Regions from separate parts of the Homo sapiens genome. Here region 1 is linked to region 2. A link is a contact called in ENCODE Hi-C or POLR2A ChIA-PET data. All regions are on one chromosome and are shown on one strand. Each heading gives the region's core, a stretch centred on a gene start or an enhancer-like site at or near the end of the contact. The rest is flanking DNA. Distances are from core to core; before and after follow the strand shown. Region 1 holds the start of KIAA2013. Region 2 holds the start of CTNNBIP1 (catenin beta interacting protein 1).

Region 1 (4,237 bases), core at 1,727-4,226, 2.0 Mb after region 2:
ACGGCGTGTGGGTGTCAGTGATCTTCTTCATTTCCACTCCTGCAACACCATGAAAGCGGCATGTTAAGGGGGAAGGACAGCTGGGAGGCAGAGCATACGAAATAAAGACCAAGGGCAGCAGAAGAGTGAGGTGTTGTGCCTTAATGATAAAGACAGTGGTGCCCATCTCCCTAAAGTATAGAAGAAAGTCAGCCTGTCTTGTTTACACGACCAACTTGAGCCTGTGGGCCTGAAATCTAGAATCCTGTTAAAAAGCAGCGGGGCCTGGTGCCAGAGCCCAGAGGAACACAGACTTAGCCAGGACTTGGCACCAACCCTATGGTCAGACATCCTGCGCCAGATCAGTCACCAGTGCTGAGGCCAGTCTCAGGCCACTTCTCCTCTCTGTCCTTTCTCTCTCCAGTCTTGTAGCTTTATGTATGTATGTATTTATTTGTTTATTGAGACAGAGTCTCACTGTGTTGCCCAGGCTTGAGTGCAGTGGAACGATCTCAGGTTACTACAGCCTCCGCCTCCCGGGTTCAAGTGATTCTCCCGTCTCAGCCTTTGAGTAGCTGGGACTACAGGTGCAGGCCACCACCCATGCCTAAAACAGCCCTGGCAGAAGCATTCAATAGACACTTGCTGAATAAACACGTGCTGGGCCCCTTTGCTACTGATGGATTCAACAGCCCTAAGATTTAAAAACATACACACACACAACTTTGTTTCTGTGAAGATGACCATCCTCTCGCCGGGCGCGGTGGCTCACGCCTGTAATCCCAGCACTTTGGGAGGCCAAGGTGGACGGATCATGAGGTCAGGTTAAGTTTTGTATTTTTAGTAGAGACAAGGTTTCGCCACGTTGGCCAGGTTGGCTTGAACTCCTGACCTCAGGTGATCCACCTGCCTCAGCCTCCCAAAGTGCTGGGATTACAGCGTGAGCCACCGCGCCCAGCCAGCACATTCTAGCCTAAAAAGATGCCTTATTTTAATTTTAATTTTCACTTTTCTAATGTCTGTCTTCCTCCCAACCAGAATTTAAGCAAGCACCATGAGAACAGGAACTCTGGTTCCCATCTGCACCCCCCCATGCATAGAACAGCCCTGGCAGAAGCATTCAATAGATACTTGCTGAATGAACTCAACTCTCTGAGCAACCAAACACAAAGGTTCAGACAATTGGAACCCTGGAAACCAAAACCCCTCTCTCATCCAGAACAGGATTTTCTTTTCTTTAACAGTCAACGAGAGGAGAGTTTTCATCGGGCGGGAGCATCTCAACCTGCTAAAAGGGATTCTCCAACCTCCCTGTGAACCAGTTGCAGCCACAACTGCCAGGACGCACCTCAGCCTAGCAGGGGTTATGTCAAGAAGCCCACGTCTGTCACCAGGCCGACTGCGGTGCTGAGCAAAGAATCAGGGGATCCACCTGCTGGTTTCACCTCTGCAAACTGACTCTAAAACACTTCACTCTGCTCACATCAGGCCCCATCTACCAAAACAAGTAACAGAAAGAATTGACCTTTACACTCAATTGTCCACTACAGTCTCATAAAAACCTTCTGAGGTAGGCGTTATTGTTATTAAATACAGGCCCAGAGAGATTAGGCGACGAATCCAAAGGTCGCACAGACACTAAGCAGTTGAGCAGATTCAACCACTGGTGAAACGCCAAGCCCAAGTTTCAACCACCCCACCATCACCTTCAGTGTCACCTCTGCAGACTTGGGAGGGACATATCTAGGGTGGACCAAGCGCTGGCCAGGACTCACCTGGGCTGAAGAGCTGAGCCCAGAGGAGCTGGTGGTCTTGAAGCAGCTCCGCCGCTGGCATGTCCAAGAGCTCCAGCATTTCCTTCCGTGCCAAGTCCTGCAGCGCCTTGAGCTCCTTGGCTGCTTTGCTTTTGAGCACCTGGGGGTTAATGGGGCCAGAGACGTGCACCACCCACAGCACCGTCTCATCCAGCTGCGTCTTGGGAGCCACTTGGAGGCGGTTCACCAGCTTCTTGGCGGCCACCACCACCAGGTGCACCAACCCAGTGGGCGTAGGCGGGGACCGGCCTGAGTAGAGGAGGAACTGATGGTCTCCGACCTTCTCCAGGGTACTGGTGAAGGCCTTGGGGGCTGGGCCGGCAGTGGGCCCCACAGTCTGCAGCGCGGCCACGCGCTCCGTGGGGTTGTTGAGCTGGATGCGCTGCAGGTAGACGTGGGGTCGGCCCCTGTGCGCCAGAAAGTCCTCTTGCAGCAGCACGCAGTCGCGGCCGGACCCCGCGGCAAGGCCAGAGACGGAGGCGGGCCCGGGGCCGGCGGCCACGGGGCCAGGACCTGGGGACCCCAGCTGCAGGCAACGCACGCGGCGCAGAAGCCCCTCCCGCAGCAGCAGCACCGCCTCTCCAGCTTCAGCCAGCGCGCTCAGCGGGCGCAGCTGCACGAAGGGCACAAAGTCCGGCGCCACGGCGGGCTCCCGCTCCCCGGGAGTCACCCACAGCCGATTGGCAGCCACGTCCAGGGCCAGGAAGCCGTTGGCCACCAGGGCCGGCACTCCAGGACCCAGCGGTACCACCTCACCGCGCTCCCGCAGGCCGCGCCAGGCGCGGGTGGCCGCCTCCAGGCAGGCAGACGGCTCGGCGGCGCCCGGCTCACCGCGGGACCAGGGCAGCAGGTGCAGGCCGCCCGCCGCCCGCCGCGCGCCGGACCCCCCAAACCACAGAAGCAGCAGCAGGAGGCCAAGCAGGCAGAGGAGGCGGCGGGCCCAGCTGCTCGACAGCAGTCCCGGCAGCCCCTTGAGCCGCTGCTGCAGCCACATCGGGCCGCCAGGCGCGGGCAAGGGTGCGAGGGCGGCCGCCGGGCCCGCCGCCCAGCCCACCGGCCCGGCCGCCCGCGCCTCACTGCCCGGCCCGGACCGCGGCGCCCACCCCGGCCCCCGCCGCAACCGCCGCAGCAGCCGCCACCCCTGCTTCCTCCTTCTTCTCGGTGGCCTCCAGCCGTCAAACGACGCCGGCGGTCAAGCGTCGCCGTGTCTTTTACGACAGATGGAAAACGGGAGGGCGGAGGGAGGAGAGAGAGCAGGCCGGAGAGAAGGGGGCGGAGCCACGGCGAGGGCGGGACAAAAGCTGCCGGGGGCGGGACCACTCGTTCCCAGGCCGGAAGAGTGAAGTCCAGTGGAGTTAAGTGCAGGGGTCTGGGGAGGACTGGAAGCATCCAATTCACTCGTGAAAAAAACATCGAGCCAGCCAAACCGAACACGTGTTGGGCCCCTTTGCTACTGATGGATTCAACAGCCCCAAAATTTAAAAACATACACACACACACACACAACAACTTTGTTTCTGTAAAAATGACCATCCTCTCGCCGCGCGCGGTGGCTCACGCCTGTAATCCCAGCACTTTGGGAGGCCAAGGCGGGCGGATCACGAGGTCAGCAGTTTGAGACCAGCCTGACCAACATGGTGAAACCCCATCTCTACTAAAAATACAAAAACTAGCCGGGCGTGGTGGCGCATGCCTGTAATCCCTGCTCCTCAGGAGGCTGAGGTAGGAGAACTGCTTGAACCCGTGAGGCGGAGGTTGCAGGCTTGCAGTGAGCCGAGATCACGCCACTGCACTCCAGCCTGGGCGACAGAGTGAGACTCTGTCTCAAAAAAAAAAAAAAAAAAAAAGACTATCCTCACTGCAAAAAAACACTTGGAACAATACGAAAAAGTGGAGGAAAAAAAAAGGAGAGAGAAGAAGAGGAAGAAAGAAGAAGAAAGGAAAAGGGAGGAGGAGGGGAAGGGGAACCACCAGAGGCCAGGAGTGGTGGCTCACGTCTGTAATTCCAGCACTTTAGGAGGCTGAGATGGGCAAATCACTTGAGGTCAGGAGTTCGAAACCAGCCTGACCAACATGGTGAAAACCTGTCTCTACTAAAAATACAAAAATTAGGCTGGGCACGGTGGCTCACGCCTGTAATCCCAGCATTTTGGGAGGCCGAGGCCGCCAGATCACGAGATCAGGAGATCGAGACCATCCTGGCTAACACGGTGAAACCCTGTCTCTACTAAAAATATAAAAAATTAGCCAGGCGTGGTGGCAGGCGCCTGTAGTCCCAGCTACTCGGGAGGCTGAGGCAGGAGAATGGCGTGAACCCGGGAGGCGGTGCTTGCAGTGAGCCAAGATCGCGCCACTGCACTCCAGCCTGGGTGACAGAGGGAGACTCTGTCTCAAAAAAAAAAAAATAAATAAATAAAAATAAAAAAATAAAAATGCAAAAATTA
Region 2 (4,587 bases), core at 1,103-3,602:
GTGGCCAGAACAATCTTTTGGAACAAATCAGACTTTATTCTTTCTCTGCTTAAAACCCTCCAATGGCCTCTAACTGTTCTTGGAATAAAATCCAAACTCTTTATTACGACCTACAAAATCTTTGTTTTGATCTACAGGTTCTTTTTCTCCACCCCCGCCCAAGACGGAGTTTTGCTCTGTTGCCCAGGCTGGAGTGCAGTGGCGCAATCTCGGCTCACCGCAACCTCCGCCTCCCAGGTTCAGGAAATTCTCCTGCCTCAGCCTCCCAAGTAGCTGGGACTACAGGCATGCACCACCACGCTCAGCTAATTTTTGTATTTTTAGTAGAGACAGGGTTTCACCATGTTGGTCAGGATGGTCTCGAACTCCTGACCTCGTGATCTGCCCGCCTTGGCCTCCCAAAGTGCTGGGATTACAGGCATGAACCACTGAGTCCGCCCTGATCCACAGATTCTTTTTTTTTTTTTTTTTTTTTGAGACGGAGTCTCGCTCTGTCGCCCAGACTGGAGTGCAGTGGCGTGACCTCGGCTCACTGCAAGTTCCACCTCCCGGGTTCACGCCATTCTCCTGCCTCAGCCTCTCCGAGTAGCTGGGACTACAGGTGCCCACCACCACGCCCAGCTAATTTTTTGTATTTGTAGTAGATATGGGGTTTCACCGTGGTCTCGATCTCCTAACCTCGTGATCCGCCCGCCTCGGCCTCCCAAAGTGCTGGGACTACAAGCGTGAGCCACCGCGCCCGGCCACAGATTCTTATATGTAATCTGGCCCCTCTCCATCTTCATAGCACTTACCACTACTGAAATTATTTTGTCCACTTGTTTGTTTACTCACTTATTGTCTGACTTTCCTCCTCTTTAAAATGTCATCTCTGAGGAGGGCAGAAACCGTGTCTGTCTTCACCACTAAAGCCCCAGTACTTGGAACGGTGCCTGGCACATAGTAAATGCTCACTACTGAATGAATGAATCTCCATCCCATAGAGGTGATTTGTATTTACAAGGGAGGACCACGAACTCCCCCAGCAAACCGTGAATGACACATTGGCATTTAACAGCCCGCACCTTTATTTATGATCCAAAGTCCTACTTTAAATCTGAGGAAGCTGCTGGTATCTCTGGACATTTTAATGGCACAAGAGATCAGTTATCACTTGGGGACACACTCCAGGAACTGGAGCCCAGTGGTTGTAGCAGGGAGCTAAGAGCCAAGGCTCCTGCGAACAGAACTTCAAGACAAACCATGACTTGCCTCCAGGTCCCTTACCCACACACCCTGTACCTCAATTTACCCAGCAGTTGGCCAGACATGTTCCTCTCAGTTCTGTGAGTGACAGGAGACAAAATAATTCACAGCTGGAGCATACTGAGATCCTCAGACAGGAGGTGGTGCAAGCCACACGTCTCATTATTCATAAAACTCTTGATTTGCGGCCAACACGGCCCCCGCCGCCTTCCCAGGGGCTAACCTGACAACAGGCACTGCTCAGACAAGTTCAGCTCACAAGGCAGAGGGAGGGATGGAGGGCCTAGCAGAGGCTGGGTGTCCAGACCTGAGTGTCTCGGTTACCAGGTTCCAAAAAAAGGAAGGTGGTTGGGGTGGGGTGATGAAAAGGAGGTGAGAGGTGCAGTTTGGGGCTCCAGGTGGTTAATTTTGCAGGTTCGTGCATACACGCCCGCCATCCAGGTGAGATATGTGCCCCCACCAGGTACCTTCCAGGAAGGCTCACCGGGGAGGGGTGGAATCGGGAGACGACAGTTCAATCAAACTACAGAGGGAGGAAGGGCGGCCCAGCGTTTAGTTTGGGGAAATATGGAGAGTAAGAGTCTCAGAGTGGGCGCAGGTGAGGGAAGAGGCAGGGGCCCAGAGGTCGGGAGGGCGGACGGGCGATGACAGGCACCCGGACGCGGTGAGGTGAGCAACAAGGTGGGCGGCGCGGACACCTGTGGAGGCGACCCCCGGGCGAAGAGTCAGGGAGGCGGGAGGTGGTCTGCGGCGAGAGGCGGCCAGGCCCAGACCAGGGCGCCGCGCCGCTGGGGCAGTCAGGGGTCCGAGCGGGGTCGGGGGCGCTCTCCGCGGCCCCTCCCCGGCAGACAAAGGGCTGGCCGCTCCCCCAAGCCCCGGCGCGGCGCGGCGCGGGCCCGGGCGGTGCAGGCGCGGCCCGGCCTCGGCGCTTACCTGGGCCGCCCGACCCGGCCGGGCCGGCAGGGGCAGCGGGTCCGGCGCGCAGCGCGCGGCGGCCTGTTCCGGGGCGTGCTCAGCCCGAGCAGCCGCTGCGGCGGCGGCAGTAGCAGCAGCAGGAGCGGCCGCCTCAGCCTCCGCCTCCCGCTCCGAGAGTCACCGCGGTGGGGAGGGAGGGAGGCGCCAGGCCGCCGGGGGAGGGACCGGCGGAGGGGGCGGCATCTGGCTCCGCGCGGGCTGCTGAGGCGCGGCGGCGGCAACGCCCCGGAGGGAGGCGGGCGCGTGGGGCCGGGCGCCGGGGCGGGGCCTGCGGGCGGGGCGGGGCCCGGGGCCGCGAATTGGTTAACTCAGCCTGTGGGCGGGGCTGCGCGGTGCGGGGCGGGGCCTTGTGGCGCATGTGAACGCTCATTGGGCCCTCCTGGAAGGGGGCGAGACCAGCGACATAGGGACGGGGCCATGCGGTGGGCGGGTGGAACACGGCGCCGGTAGTGAGTGGCCGAGTCCGCGCTGAGAGCAAAGGGGAGGAGCGGGCCGGGGGTGAGCAGGGAAGGCGGGTTGGGCGCGAGGAGGAGGCGGTGGCCTGGAGGAGGAGCCGGGTAAGGCTGAAGCTGGCGCTGCGGTAAAGCCACTCTGCGTGTCCCTATCTGCTCCAGGAGCACAGTGTTCCGGAAAAATAATGGCCTCTCCCACACACCGGTCTGTGTTTAAAAACGGGAGCAACAAGACGGGGCAGAATCCTTGGTGAGGCCAGTTTACCCAGAACCCCGGAAAATTCTGAAATGGACGAGGTTGCAGAACATTTAGAGGCGTGGTCTTCCTGCGTCGTTGAGCTGGGAACGTTGCTACCTCTGAGCTTGGGGCCTAACCTGGGATTAACCTAGCCCAGAGAGCCCAGGGATGGGCCTCCGTAGGTCCATTAAACTCAGAAGGTCGTGTGTACTGGTAGTGAGTGGATTTTTCGGGGGAAGGGTGCCCATGATTAAAATGTTTCTACAGAAAGTCTGGCTGTATTTGGAGAGGGTACAGGGAGAAGCAGCCCATTTTAGGTAAAATGCAAATTGCTTTTAACATCCGCCTTCCTTTTAAAGGGACCTGTATCTTTAAGTGTGGTCTCATTTTCAGCAGTTTAAATTATCAGTTACACAGTGTGACACTAACCCCAGTTCAGAAGCCCTCCTACCCTACTCCTCCCACAGCCTTTCTTTTTACACCTTTTCTGTACCATCCTCTTCCACTCCACATTTCTTCCCCTTCCCTATGCAAAAAGAATACGAAGTCCTTTTTTGTTTGTTCGTTTATAATATAATATCCACATTACTCTTTACTCATTTGGGGGGTTTTTTTGTTTTTGAGAGGGAGTCTCGCTCTGTCGCCCAGGCTCAGGTGCAGTGGCGCGATCTTGGCTCACCGCAACCTCCGCTTCCCGGGTTCAAGCGATTCTCCTGCCTCAGCCTCCTGAGTAGATGGGATTACCGGCATGCGCCCCGGCTAATTTTTGTATTTTTAGTAGAGACGGGTTTTCTCTATGTTGGCCAGGCTGGTCTCCAACTTCTGACCCCAAGTGGTCTGCCCGCCTCGGCCTCCCAAAATGCTAGGATTACAGGCCTGAGACACCGCACCCGGCCTGCTCACACTTTTTCATACTTAATAGGTCCCCGGCCGGGCGCAGTGGCTCATGCCTGTAATCTCAGCACTTTGGGAGGCCAAGGCAGACAGATCACCTGAGGTCGGGAGTTGGAGACCAGCCTGACCAACATGAAGAAACCCCGTCTCTACTAAAAATACAAAAATTAGCCGGGCGTGGTGGCGCATGCCTGTAATCCCAGCTACTCAGGAGACTGAGGCAGGAAAATCGCTTGAACCCGGGAGGCGAGGGTGCAGTGAGCCGAGATTGCGCCATTGCACTCCAGCCTGGGCAACAAGAGCGAAACTCTGTCTGAAAAAAAAAAAAAAAAAAAAATTGGTCCCCAAGTGGGTTTCTCCTACAGTGTCCCCACCTTCAGTAACTGGCACCACTCTCTACCCAGTTGCTTACACCAGACACTTAAATTGTACCGTTGACACCACTCTTTCCTTTATTCTTCATTTCCAGTCCATGTTGTTTCCAATTCTAAATGGTGTCCTTAATCTCTCCACCTCCTACCATCTCTACCCCTCTTTCCCAGTTTAACCTGCCACCAGCTATCACCTTGACTCCTGCAATAACCCTTCAAGCAGTCTCTCCTTTAGGCTCTCCTTACGCCCCCATTCACTGCCCACACAGCAACTAAAGGAAACTTCTTAAAATCTTGTCAGACCTGCGCTATTCAACGACTTCTCTTCATTTTCACGAGGAAGTTCAAAGTCCTTAGTGTGGCAACAAGGCCTTACAGGATCTGGCTACAGCCTGATCTTGAACCACTTTTG

The links. Hi-C counts contacts between places; a loop is a spot of excess contacts on that map. ChIA-PET counts read pairs that join two places held with the same protein, here RNA polymerase II (POLR2A). Pooled maps may share reads with other maps.
Region 1: a loop to region 2 is called in a map of CD8-positive, alpha-beta T cell, with 7 times the contacts of the local background. The contact joins the promoter of KIAA2013 here to the promoter of CTNNBIP1 in region 2. A Hi-C loop is called at or near these places in 1 of 168 maps with a recorded cell type or tissue (CD8-positive, alpha-beta T cell) and 5 of 50 pooled maps. POLR2A ChIA-PET finds 5 or more read pairs at or near these places in 1 of 52 experiments (Caco-2).

The regions. Positions count from the first base shown.
Region 1 is chr1:11,923,451-11,927,687 of GRCh38, forward strand. KIAA2013 reads right to left here and starts at 2,977. Exons shown (of 3, transcript NM_138346.3): 1 at 1,755-2,977; 2 at 1-39. The coding sequence starts at 2,787. RefSeq lists enhancers at 1,921-2,583, 2,584-3,247, 2,902-3,196 and a silencer at 2,832-2,901.
Region 2 is chr1:9,907,917-9,912,503 of GRCh38, forward strand. It overlaps CTNNBIP1 (catenin beta interacting protein 1), which reads right to left and starts at 2,353. Exons shown (of 6, transcript NM_020248.3): 1 at 2,179-2,353. RefSeq lists silencers at 1,901-1,960, 2,131-2,190, 2,201-2,800 and enhancers at 2,948-3,621, 3,622-4,294.